Linked DNA regions of Homo sapiens: region 1 is linked to region 2. Evidence: chromatin contacts called from ENCODE Hi-C or POLR2A ChIA-PET data. All regions are on one chromosome and are shown on one strand. The core of a region is the stretch at or near the end of the contact, and the rest is flanking DNA. Distances in the headings are between cores, read along the strand shown. Region 1 has its middle 23 kb from the start of PVRIG. Region 2 holds the start of MCM7 (minichromosome maintenance complex component 7).

Region 1 (5,175 bases), core at 2,323-4,822, 140 kb after region 2:
TTGGAGAAGCTAAGGTCTCCAGTTCTAATTCTCTCTCCGCCTTTTCTAATGAGTCATGGCCAGGTGCACACCCCAGATGCCAGGCCCCCGGGGTTTGTGGCCTCTCTGTACTCTGCCTACAAAGAGCTGGAAAGAGGAGCAAATGCCAGAAAGTACCCAGTATGGGTGCTAAGTGCTGTTAAAAAACTCCAGGCGGGAGGCCGGGCGCGGTGGCTCACATCTGTAATCTCAGCACTTCTGGAGGCCAAGGCAGGGGGATCACTTGAGCCTAGGAGTTTGAGACCAGCCTGGGCAACATGGTAAGACTCCATCTCTACAAAAAAATTTAAAAATTACCTGAGCATGGTGGTGTGCCCCTGTAGTCTCAGCTACTCAGGAGGTGGAGGTGGGAGGATCACTTGGGCCTGGGAGGCGGAGGCTGCAGTGAGCCATGATTGCACCACTGCACTCCAGCCTGGGTGACACAGTGAGATCCTGTCTTAAAAAATAAAATAAAAGATGCAGGCTTGATTCCTGCAGGGTCACCATACTCTGTGTCAGCCAGACTCTGCCAAGGTCACCTGCTAGCTTGCCTGGGAACAAGCCAGGACCTTTGGAATTAATAGCCTGGCCTGCTGGGTGCAGTGGCTCATGCCTGTAATCCCAGCACTTTGGGAGGCAGAGGCAGGTGGCTCACCTGAGGTCAGGAGTTCGAGACCAGTCTGGCCAACATGGTGAAACCCCATCTCTACCTCTACTAAAAATACAAAAAATTAGCCAGGCGTGGTGGCGCGCACCTGTAGTCCCAGCTACTCGGGAGGCTGACGCAGAATTGCTTGAACCGGGGAGGTGGAGATTGCAGTGAGCCGAGATCATGCCACTGCACTGCAGACTGGGTAACAGAGCGAGACTCCATCTCAAAAACAAACAAAAAAGAGCCTGGCCAGCGGGGTTTTGAAACAAGCCCAGAGCCTTCACTGCTCAAGTGACCCACCCACCCAAAAAAGAGAGGCTCTGCAAACAGGCCCCAAGACAGGCGTCTTGGATGTTATAGGCCCTGTTTACAAAACATTCTCGGGCCTTACTTAAAGCAGGTCCTTTCTCAGCCCACTTGGGATTACAGCACCAGCCTGGAAGGACAGGGGTGTTTCTTTCAAAGTGTGGCCCATTCTGTCTGGAATGAGGGAGGTTTGGCCACATCTCCTGCAGCCTATCCAAGTGAGGGAATGAAGGGATCAGGGCCTCACCTGCTTCCGGAGACTGCCCACCCCTGCCCCTGCCAGCCAACTTCTGGCTGCCTCCCTGCTGATGTTTTTCTGATGTGGCTAACAGTAGCATTCATTCATTCATTCATTCCTTTAGAGACAGTGTCTTGCTCTGTCACCCAGGCTGGAGTGCACTGGCATGATCATAGTTCACTGCAGCCTCCAACTCCTGGGCTCAAGTGGTCCTCCCACCTCAGCCTCCTGAGTAGCTGGGACTATAGATGCACATCACCATGGCTGGCTAATTTTTAAATGTTTGTGGAGACGGGGTCTTGCTATGTTGCCCAGGCTGGTCTCAAATTCCTGACCTCAAGCGATCCTCCCAAGCCTCGGCCTCCCAAAGTACTGGGATTACAGGTGTAAGCCAGTGCACCCGGCTGACAGGGGCCTTTTAAAACACGCAGTGAGCGGCCGGGCGCGGTGGCTCATGCCTGTAATCCCAGCACTTTGGAAGGCCAAGGCAGGCGGATCACAAGGTCAAGAGATCAAGACCATCCGGGACAACAAGGTGAAACCCCGTCTCTACTAAAAATACAAAAATTAGCTGGGCATGGTGGTGTGCGCCTGCTACTCAGGAGGCTGAGTGCCCAGCTACTCAGGAGGCTGGGGCGGGAGAATCACTTGAATCTGGGAGGCAGGGGTTGCAGTGAGCCAAGATCACGCCAGCCACTGCACTCCAGCTTGGAGACAGAGCAAGATTCCATCTCAAAAAAAAAAAAAAAAAAAAAAAGGCAGTGAGTGATAGAAGTGTTTCGGGGCCACAGTTCATGGAGCTTTTCTTCCCAGAGGAAAATCGGGGGGAGGGTGAATGCCCGGCTTTGTTCTGCTAACCAGCTGCAGCTTTTTCATCTGTTTCTCCTGGGTTTTCAATGGGTCTCTCGTGTTATTTACATTTCATTTCTCCTGTCTTTAGCAACTAGAAGCTGCCCTTTCAAGTTTTACTTAGAAAAAAGCCCTTAATTGGTTCTGCAACTGGAAGGGCGATCCTGAACAGGAGTTATTTTGCCTTAAGATAGAAAATAAGGCCGGGTGCGGTGGCTCATGCTTGTAATCCCAGCCCTTGGGGAGGCCGAGGTGAGTGGATCACGAGGTCAGGAGATCGAGACCACCCTGGCTAACACGGTGAAACCGTGTCTCTACTGAAAAAAAAAATACAAAAAATTAGCTGGGCGCGGTGGCGGGTGCCTGTAGTCCCAGCTACTCGGGAGGCTGAGGCAGGAGAATGGCGTGAGCACGGGAGGTGGAGCTTGCAGTGAGCTGAGATCGCGCCACTGCACTCCAGCCTGGGCGACAGAGTGAGACTCCATCTCAAAAAAAGAAAAAAAAAGATAGAAAATAAAATGTGCTTGTGTCACGGGCGACCAGGCTGAATCCAATCAGACAGCGTGGGTGATGGTGTTTGGCAAATTCCAGGGTGATTATGGAGAGGCAGGGCTACCAAAGGGGATGGATAGGGCAGAAGAAATCACAAAGATCTGGGGAAAGCCCCAGGAACCCAGGCTCCCCCCAAGGAGATCTCAGTCCTTGTAGACAAGAGTATACCTTCTGCTTGTCAGGTCTTGGTGCAAAATGATCACTGATTTTGGATCTCCCCAATTCTCACGGTCCCCAGTCCAACTTCCTTTCACCCCTACCAGCCTATCACCTCCCCAGCCATGGCGATATCCATTATAGTACTGAGATTAATCACTTCCATGTCTGTCTGCCTTTTTTTTTTTTTTTTTTTTTTGAGATGGAGTCTCACTCTGTTGCCCAGGCTGGAGTGCAGTGGTGCGATCTCGGCTCACTGCAACTTCTGCCTCCCATGTTCAAGTGATTCTCCTGCCTCAGCTCCCCGAGTAGCCGGGATTACAGGTGTGTGCCACCATGCCCCGCTAATTTTTGCATTTTTAGTAGAGATGGGGTTTCGCCATGTTGGCCAGGCTGGTCTCCAACTCCTGACCTCAGGTGATCCACCCACCTCAGCCTCCCAAAGTGCTGGGATTACAGGTGTGAGCCACCGTGCCCCGCCCCATTTCTGTCTTTGCGAGCAAGAGACAAGGCTGCATCTCCTCCTCCAGGGCCGCCATGCCCAGCACAGGGCTTGGTACGAGGTCTGTAATCAGTGTGACCTTAATGAATGTGCTGTAGAATGATTCCCATTTCACAGACGGGAAAACCGAAGCTTAGTTGGGTTAAAGGAGTTAGCTGCCTGGGGTCTGCCGAGCCGGGGCTGAGCTGCCTGTACGGGTTGGGGACTTCCTGAAGGCAGGGGGGACTTGTAGCATACGCCCCATGACTCAGCGTTTCCATTCTGAGACATGCACCCTTTACAGATACGTAACGGGAGACACAGACAAGAGGATCCGTGACAGCCTGTTCTCAGTAACAAAAACCTGGCCACAGCCCAGATGCCCATCAGCAGGAGAGGACATGAAGAATGGCAGAATATTACCCAGCAGGCAACATGAACCATCCACAGTGTTAAGCAAAGAGATAAACAAGTATCAGCAATGTCACAGCACTGTGGGTTGAAAAACAAGTCCCCAGACATTGTGTATGGCAGGGTACACTTTTTACAGAGTTACAACTACTTATGATTTAAAAAAAAAACAAAAACACCTGGCCAGGCACAGTGGTTCATGCCTGTAATCCCAGCACTTTGGGGAGGCCAAGGCAAGCAGATCACTTGAGGTCAGGAGTTCGAGGCCAGCCTGGCCAACATGGTGAAAACCCATCTCTACTAAAAATACAAAAATTAGCCTGGCGTAGTGGCACATGCCTGTAATCCTAGCTACCTGGGGGACTGAAGCACGAGAATCGCTTGAACCTGGGAGTTCGAGGCTGCAGTGTAGATCACACCACTGCACTCCGGACTAGTGAGACTCTGTCTCAAAAAAAAAAAAAGGCAATGCTTTGGAGTTGGCTGTTCGATCCTGTGGTCTTGGGCATATTTACACAGCTCCTGAGCCTGTTCCCCAAACTTCCAAGAGGGGTACATACTGTCTGCCTTCAGGAACCAGGGTGGGGAATCAATGTCCCTTTGTAGATAAAATCACCAGGTGACCAGCCTGGGCAACACAGTGAGACCCTGCCTCTACCAAAAAAAAAATCTAAAAAAAAATATTAACAGGGCCTGGTAGCATGCACCTGTAGTCCCAGCTACTCAGGAGGCTGAGGAAGGAGGATTGCTCAAGCCCAGGAGGTCGAGGCTGCAGTGATGAGCTGTGATTGCACCACTGCACTTCGGCCTAGGTGACAGCGTAAGACCTTGTCTCAAAAAATAAAAAATAAAATTAAAAAAGCACCAGGCGGCCGGGCGCGGTGGCTCATGCCTGTAATCCCAGCACTTTGGGAGGCCGAGGGGATGGTTCACCTGAGGTCAGGAGTTTGAGACCAACCTGGCCAACATGGTAAAACCCCGTCTCTACTAAAAATACAAAAAAAAATTAGCCGGGCGTGGTGGCAGGCACCTGTAATCCCAGCTACTCAGGAGGCTGAGGTGGGAGAATTGCTTGAATCTGGGAGGCGGAGGTTGCAGTGAGCCGAGATCGCGCCACTGCACTCCAGCCTGGGTGACAGAGCGAGATTCTGTCTCCAAAAAAAAAAAAAGCACCAGGCATGCTGTGGCTGCTTTCATAAACAGCATCCATTTCTGGTTTTGGTTAATGGCACGACACTTCCCTGGTCTTTTCCCGACATAACCAGAAGCACATTCAACCTTCTGTGTTCCTTACACCAGAGCTGAGAAAGCACACCGAGACACACAATCTCTGACCTTTCCCAGCATGCAGACAGTTTGTGTCAACATGCTGAAGACCACAATGGAAATATGTGACCCTAAAGTAACCTGCAGTCCTGCCCTGACACTATGAATTGGGACGCAACATTCTCTGGAGGCCTTGCTATTAAAGGACTTTGGGGACACGCTGGGGCATGGGCTGGAGTTGTT
Region 2 (5,070 bases), core at 64-2,563:
TTAACCTTTTCTGTAACATGAAATGTAAAACCGTAAGACACAAACTTTAAGACAAATCTTAGATACCCATTTTCGCTTAAAACACGACCTATGAACTAATTAATAATATGAGCATTTAAATAAACCTACCGAAGTCTCCCCAAAGTGGGCATAACTCTTTTTCACAAGTCTGTTTCTAACCAGCGAAGAATAAAGAGCCCGTGGCAGTGCACAGGGCCATCCAACATCTCCCCAGGGGAATTCCGGTCCCTACTTTAGTTTAAAATTCTAGCGCCCTTCCCCGTTGGCCCCTCACACTCCGGTCTCAAGGTTCTCAGCTTTCTTTCCACCCCTATGATCCCCCGCCTTCTTTGGGTCCCCTTAGCCCCTGATTTCACCGGGACCTCCGCCACCGCACCCCGCCACCGCACCCCACCCCCGCTCCCGCCATCGCTTCCGCTCTTAGTAAACAAAGAAGCACATGGGCCCGGATTCCAGCCGCTTCACAGCTCGGGATTCCTCCGCCCAGGGCGGGAGCCAGTCCAGCCATTGGCCATCACACCCAGAGACACCGCGATCCCAGCCCACTGCCGCCTTTCCCGGGCCCGAGCGAAGCTCCGGATCCCAGGCACGCCCCCCCGGGCCGCAGCTCTCTCCGCGGCCGCCGCGCGGAAGGACACTGTTTACACGACACTCCCTCCAGCCTCCTCGCGCCACTTCCGCCCGGCTCCACTTCCGCTCGGAGGGCGGCCTCAAACGGCCAATCCCGGCGCGCAGCGGCCCCGGCCTGCCCGCCCCCGGGGCCTACGCGCGCCTGGGGAGGGCGCGGGAACCTGGGAATGCCCAAAAGCGCGAAGGAAAGCGGGCACGGGAGCCCAGAGCCCTTAAGACTCTCCTGAGGTCCTGGGCGCGACTTTTCCCTGTGCAGCCCCCAGCCGGGTTAGCGCGCCCCCAAGCCCCCAACCCCACGACCCTAACACCTTTACCAGGTGGGATTACTAGCTTTTCTTCAACATCGATGGCCCCCCGCACGCTTCCCAGGCCCCGTGGGCCTTAGCCAGGCCGCAGCTCGACCCTGCCTCTGGCCTCGCGCACCCCAGAACCCGCCGACCCCGGTCCCCCAAGACCCCAGCTCACACCAACAGGTGTTCCCCGGGAGGCTCCCCGCGCAGGACGCCCTCCCGGGCTCGTAGACCCGTACCCTTCTCTAGCGCGTAGTCCTTCAGTGCCATCGCTGCCGAGGGCCGTGCGGCCGCGCTTGGCGGGCTCAGAGGTCTTGCTCCTGGGGAAGCTGAGAATCTCCGCGCGGTGGACTGTGGCCGGCCAACCGAAATTGGCGCGAAACGTCGCCCCCCACGTGACCGGCGCCACTGCGTGCGGGCCAATCGGACAAGGCGGCCTTCTTCACCTCCCGCTAGCCGCAAGCCAATCACCGTGCGGGCCTAGAATGAGTGACGGGGAGGCGGTGCGGGCGTCGGAAGGGAATCTCCGGGCGGGGTAGTGCAGGCGCCGGGTTTCCCGCGGTCCGAGCTGGCGCGGGCGGAGGAGAATCGCTCTTAAAGGGCCAGCGCACACGCGTTCTTTTGTTCCGGGGCCGCAGGGCGGGGCAGGCCCGACTTTCGCCGTCTTCTTGTCTACTCTCCAGAACGGCCATGATTTCCCAATTCTTCATTCTGTCCTCCAAGGGGGACCCGCTCATCTACAAAGACTGTATCCTAGACCCTTGGGGCTGGGAAGGGGCGGAGGGGCCGGGCGGGAGGGGCGCCCAGGGCCAGCCTGTGTCGCAGGATCCTTCACTGAGTCCTTCCACCCGCCAGTCCGCGGGGACAGTGGCGGCCGGGATGTGGCCGAGCTCTTCTACCGGAAGCTGACGGGACTGCCAGGAGACGAGTCCCCGGTTGTCATGGTAACCAGTGGCGGGAGGCGGGTGAGGAGCGGGGTCCCGTCGGGCCGGGTGGGCGCCAGCTCCCTCCCAGGACTGGTTCATTGGTAGATTCCACTTGGGGGGTGCATTCCGCCAAATAAAGCTAACGTGAGGCCCGGCGCGGTGGCTCACGCCTGTAATCCCAGCACTTTGGGAGACCGAGGCGGGCGGATCACCTGAGGTCAGGAGTTCGAAATCAGCCTGGCCAACATGGTGAAACTCCGCCTCTACTAAAAATACAAAAAAAAAAAAAACATAGCTGGGCGTGGTGGCGGGCGCCTGTAATCCCATCTACTCGGGAAGCTGAGGCTTGAGAATCGCTTGAATCCAAGAGGCAGAGGTTGCAGTGAGCCGAGATCCGGACACCGCACTCCAGCCTGGGAGACAGAGCGAGACTCCCTCTCGGGGTAGGTGGGGGTGGGGAAAAAAAAAAAAAGAGTCAATGGGCGCCAGCAACACACCAGGCCCAGCTCCCTGCGTGACTCCATCCTCAGCAACTCGGGGTAGTTAGTGTAATTAACCCCCTTTCCACATTGGGAAGCTGGGCCCAGGCATATGTCATGTATCTCCCAAAGGCACTGCTGTTGTGACTAGTAAGAGGCATCGGGATCCGAGCTCAGGTCTCCTGGGTTCTGATCACTCCACCTCCCTTTTTTTAACGCCTCTCTTCTCCCTGCCTGTGTCTCAGCATCACCATGGCCGTCATTTCATTCACATCAGACACAGCGGCCTCTATTTGGTGGTCACAACTTCAGAAAACGTTTCTCCCTTCAGCCTCCTAGAACTGCTCTCCAGGTGAGGAGGGTTGGGCTGGGCACCTGGTAGCTAGGAGGGGTCTGAGAGGAGGAGAAAATACACGCTCCAAGTGTTTCCTCAGGTTGGCCACCCTTCTGGGCGATTACTGTGGCTCCCTGGGCGAGGGGACCATCTCCCGCAATGTGGCTCTGGTATACGAACTCCTGGATGAAGTGCTGGTGAGAATCAACAATCCCCTTCTGTGGCCCCTACCCAATTCCCCTGAAGATACATCTGCTCTTCTACTGTGGGATGCCGTGGTTAGGAGGCCAAGTCTACCTTTTTTTTTTTTTTTTTTTTTGCTTTTAGAGACAGGGTCTTGCTCTGTTGCCCAGGCTGGACTGCAGTGGTGCAGTTATAGCTCACTGCAGCCTGGAACTCCTGGGCTCAAGCCGTCCTCCTGCCCCAGCCTCCCCTGTGCCTAGCTAATTGTTTATTTTTTGTAGAGACTAGAGTCTCACTGTGTTGCCCAGGCTGGTCTTGAACTCATGGCCTCAAGCCATTCTCCTACGTCTCGGCCTTCCAAAGCGCTGAGAGTACAGGAGTGAGTCACCATGCCTGGCCCCACTCCCCCTCTTTACCCCTTCCCTCCACTGATCACTCAGACTGTCCTTCCTTTACCACTAGGACTATGGCTATGTACAGACCACATCCACGGAGATGCTGAGGAATTTCATCCAGACGGAAGCTGTGGTCAGCAAGCCCTTCAGCCTCTTTGACCTCAGCAGCGTTGGCTTGGTCAGTAGAGGGAAAGAGGAGGGTGAGGAAAGAGAAGAGGGGTTGGCTGGGGTTGTCAGACCTGATGATTGATTGCTTTGGATGCTTTACAGTTTGGGGCTGAGACACAACAGAGCAAAGTGGCCCCCAGCAGTGCAGCCAGCCGCCCCGTCCTGTCCAGTCGCTCTGACCAGGTGAGGGAAGGATCCATGGGGTCAGACGCTCTGGTTTTGCTCTGGGATCCGGGAGTCCAAGATCTTAGGTCGGGCACAGCGGCTCACGCCTGTAGTCCCAGCACTTTGGGAGGCCGAGGTGGGCAGATCACCTGATGCCAGGAGTTTCAGAGCAGCCTGGCCAACATGGTGAAAACCTGTCTCTACTAAAAATGCAAAAAAAAAAAAAAAAAAAGAAAAAGATCTTGGCACATCTCCCACCCCCCCAGATGTGGGTGGAGGTGGGAGATGATCCCTTCCATCACCCATGTCCTCACCCTAGAGCTGTAGCTTTGACTGTCCTGTTCTTTCTCCCTGTCTGTCCATTTCAGAACATAGGCTATTCTGCTTCCAACCACCCAAATTCTCTCTCTTTCTCAGAGCCAAAAGAATGAAGTTTTTTTGGATGTGGTCGAGAGATTGTCTGTACTGATAGCATCTAATGTAAGTTTGAGCTCCCAAACCTGGAGCTGAGGACAGATGGGACTTGGGAAACATGGTGGGGTGGCTAAGACTCCCAGCAACGGCCGGGCACAGTGGCTCATGCTTGTAATCCCAGTGCTTTGGGAGGCCGAGGTGGGAGAATTACTTGGGGCCAGGAGTTTGAAACCAGCCTGGGCAACATAGCCAGACCCCGTCTCTACAAAAAATACAAATAAACAAATTACCCAGACATGGTAGTGTACACCTGCTGTCCCAGCTACTTGGGAGGCTGAGCCAGGAGGATCACTTGAGCCCAGGAGGTTAAGGCTGCAGTAAGCCAAGATCGAGTCACTGCACGCTAGCCCGGATGACAGAGCAAGACCCTGTCTCTTAAAAAAAATAAATAAGTAAAAAAGGCTGGGCACAGTGGCTCATGCCTGTAATCCCAGCACTTTGAGAGGCCGAGGTGGGTGGATCACTTAAGGTCAGGAGTTTGAGACCAGCCTGGCCAACACAGTGAAACTCCATCTCTACTAAAAATACAAAAATTAGCTACTTATGGTGGCAGGCATCTGTAACCCTAGCTACTTGTGAGGCTGAGGCAGGAGAATGTCTTGAACCTGGGAGGTGGAGGTTGCAGTGAGCCGAGATCACGCCACTGCCAGCCTGGGCGACAGAGCGAGACCGTCTCAAAAAAAGAAAGAAAAAAAGACTCTAACCTTGACGCCCCTGCCTCTCAGGGATCCCTGCTGAAGGTGGATGTGCAGGGAGAGATTCGGCTCAAGAGCTTCCTTCCTAGCGGCTCTGGTGAGGCATCTGCAGGCAGGACCAAGGGTTGGGGTTAGGGCGGGTTCCTTGGTGTCTTAAACCATGGCATTGCTGAGCTCTCCTGATGGTCTCTCCTCCGACAGAGATGCGCATTGGCTTGACGGAAGAGTTTTGTGTGGGGAAGTCAGAGCTGAGAGGTGAGGAGAAAGTGGGTCTTTCTCCCCTTGGAGTAGGTCATTGCCAGAGTTCATG

What was found. A loop is a pair of places that touch in the nucleus more often than their neighbours do. ChIA-PET counts read pairs that join two places held with the same protein, here RNA polymerase II (POLR2A). Pooled maps may share reads with other maps.
Region 1: a pooled map shows a loop between it and region 2 (3-fold over the local background). The contact joins the enhancer-like site here to the promoter of MCM7 in region 2. A Hi-C loop is called at or near these places in 2 of 50 pooled maps. POLR2A ChIA-PET finds 5 or more read pairs at or near these places in 3 of 52 experiments (H1, WTC11 and activated T-cell).

Annotation. Positions count from the first base shown.
Region 1 is chr7:100,240,086-100,245,260 of GRCh38, forward strand. It overlaps the pseudogene CASTOR3P. Among named protein-coding and RNA genes, the nearest start is that of PVRIG, 23 kb to the left of the region's middle. RefSeq lists an enhancer at 3,419-3,818. Within about 2 kb of position 3,573, at least 6 of the 41 ENCODE cell types and tissues checked have a DNase peak (open chromatin) inside an H3K27ac peak, as active enhancers do.
Region 2 is chr7:100,100,084-100,105,153 of GRCh38, forward strand. MCM7 (minichromosome maintenance complex component 7) reads right to left here and starts at 1,314. Exons shown (of 15, transcript NM_005916.5): 1 at 1,181-1,314; 2 at 1-10. The coding sequence starts at 1,211. It overlaps AP4M1 (adaptor related protein complex 4 subunit mu 1), which reads left to right and starts at 1,560. Exons shown (of 15, transcript NM_004722.4): 1 at 1,560-1,689; 2 at 1,797-1,885; 3 at 2,592-2,698; 4 at 2,781-2,877; 5 at 3,326-3,436; 6 at 3,529-3,609; 7 at 4,009-4,071; 8 at 4,791-4,857; 9 at 4,962-5,015. The coding sequence starts at 1,632. RefSeq lists enhancers at 509-668, 1,014-1,566, 1,589-1,638 and a silencer at 779-878.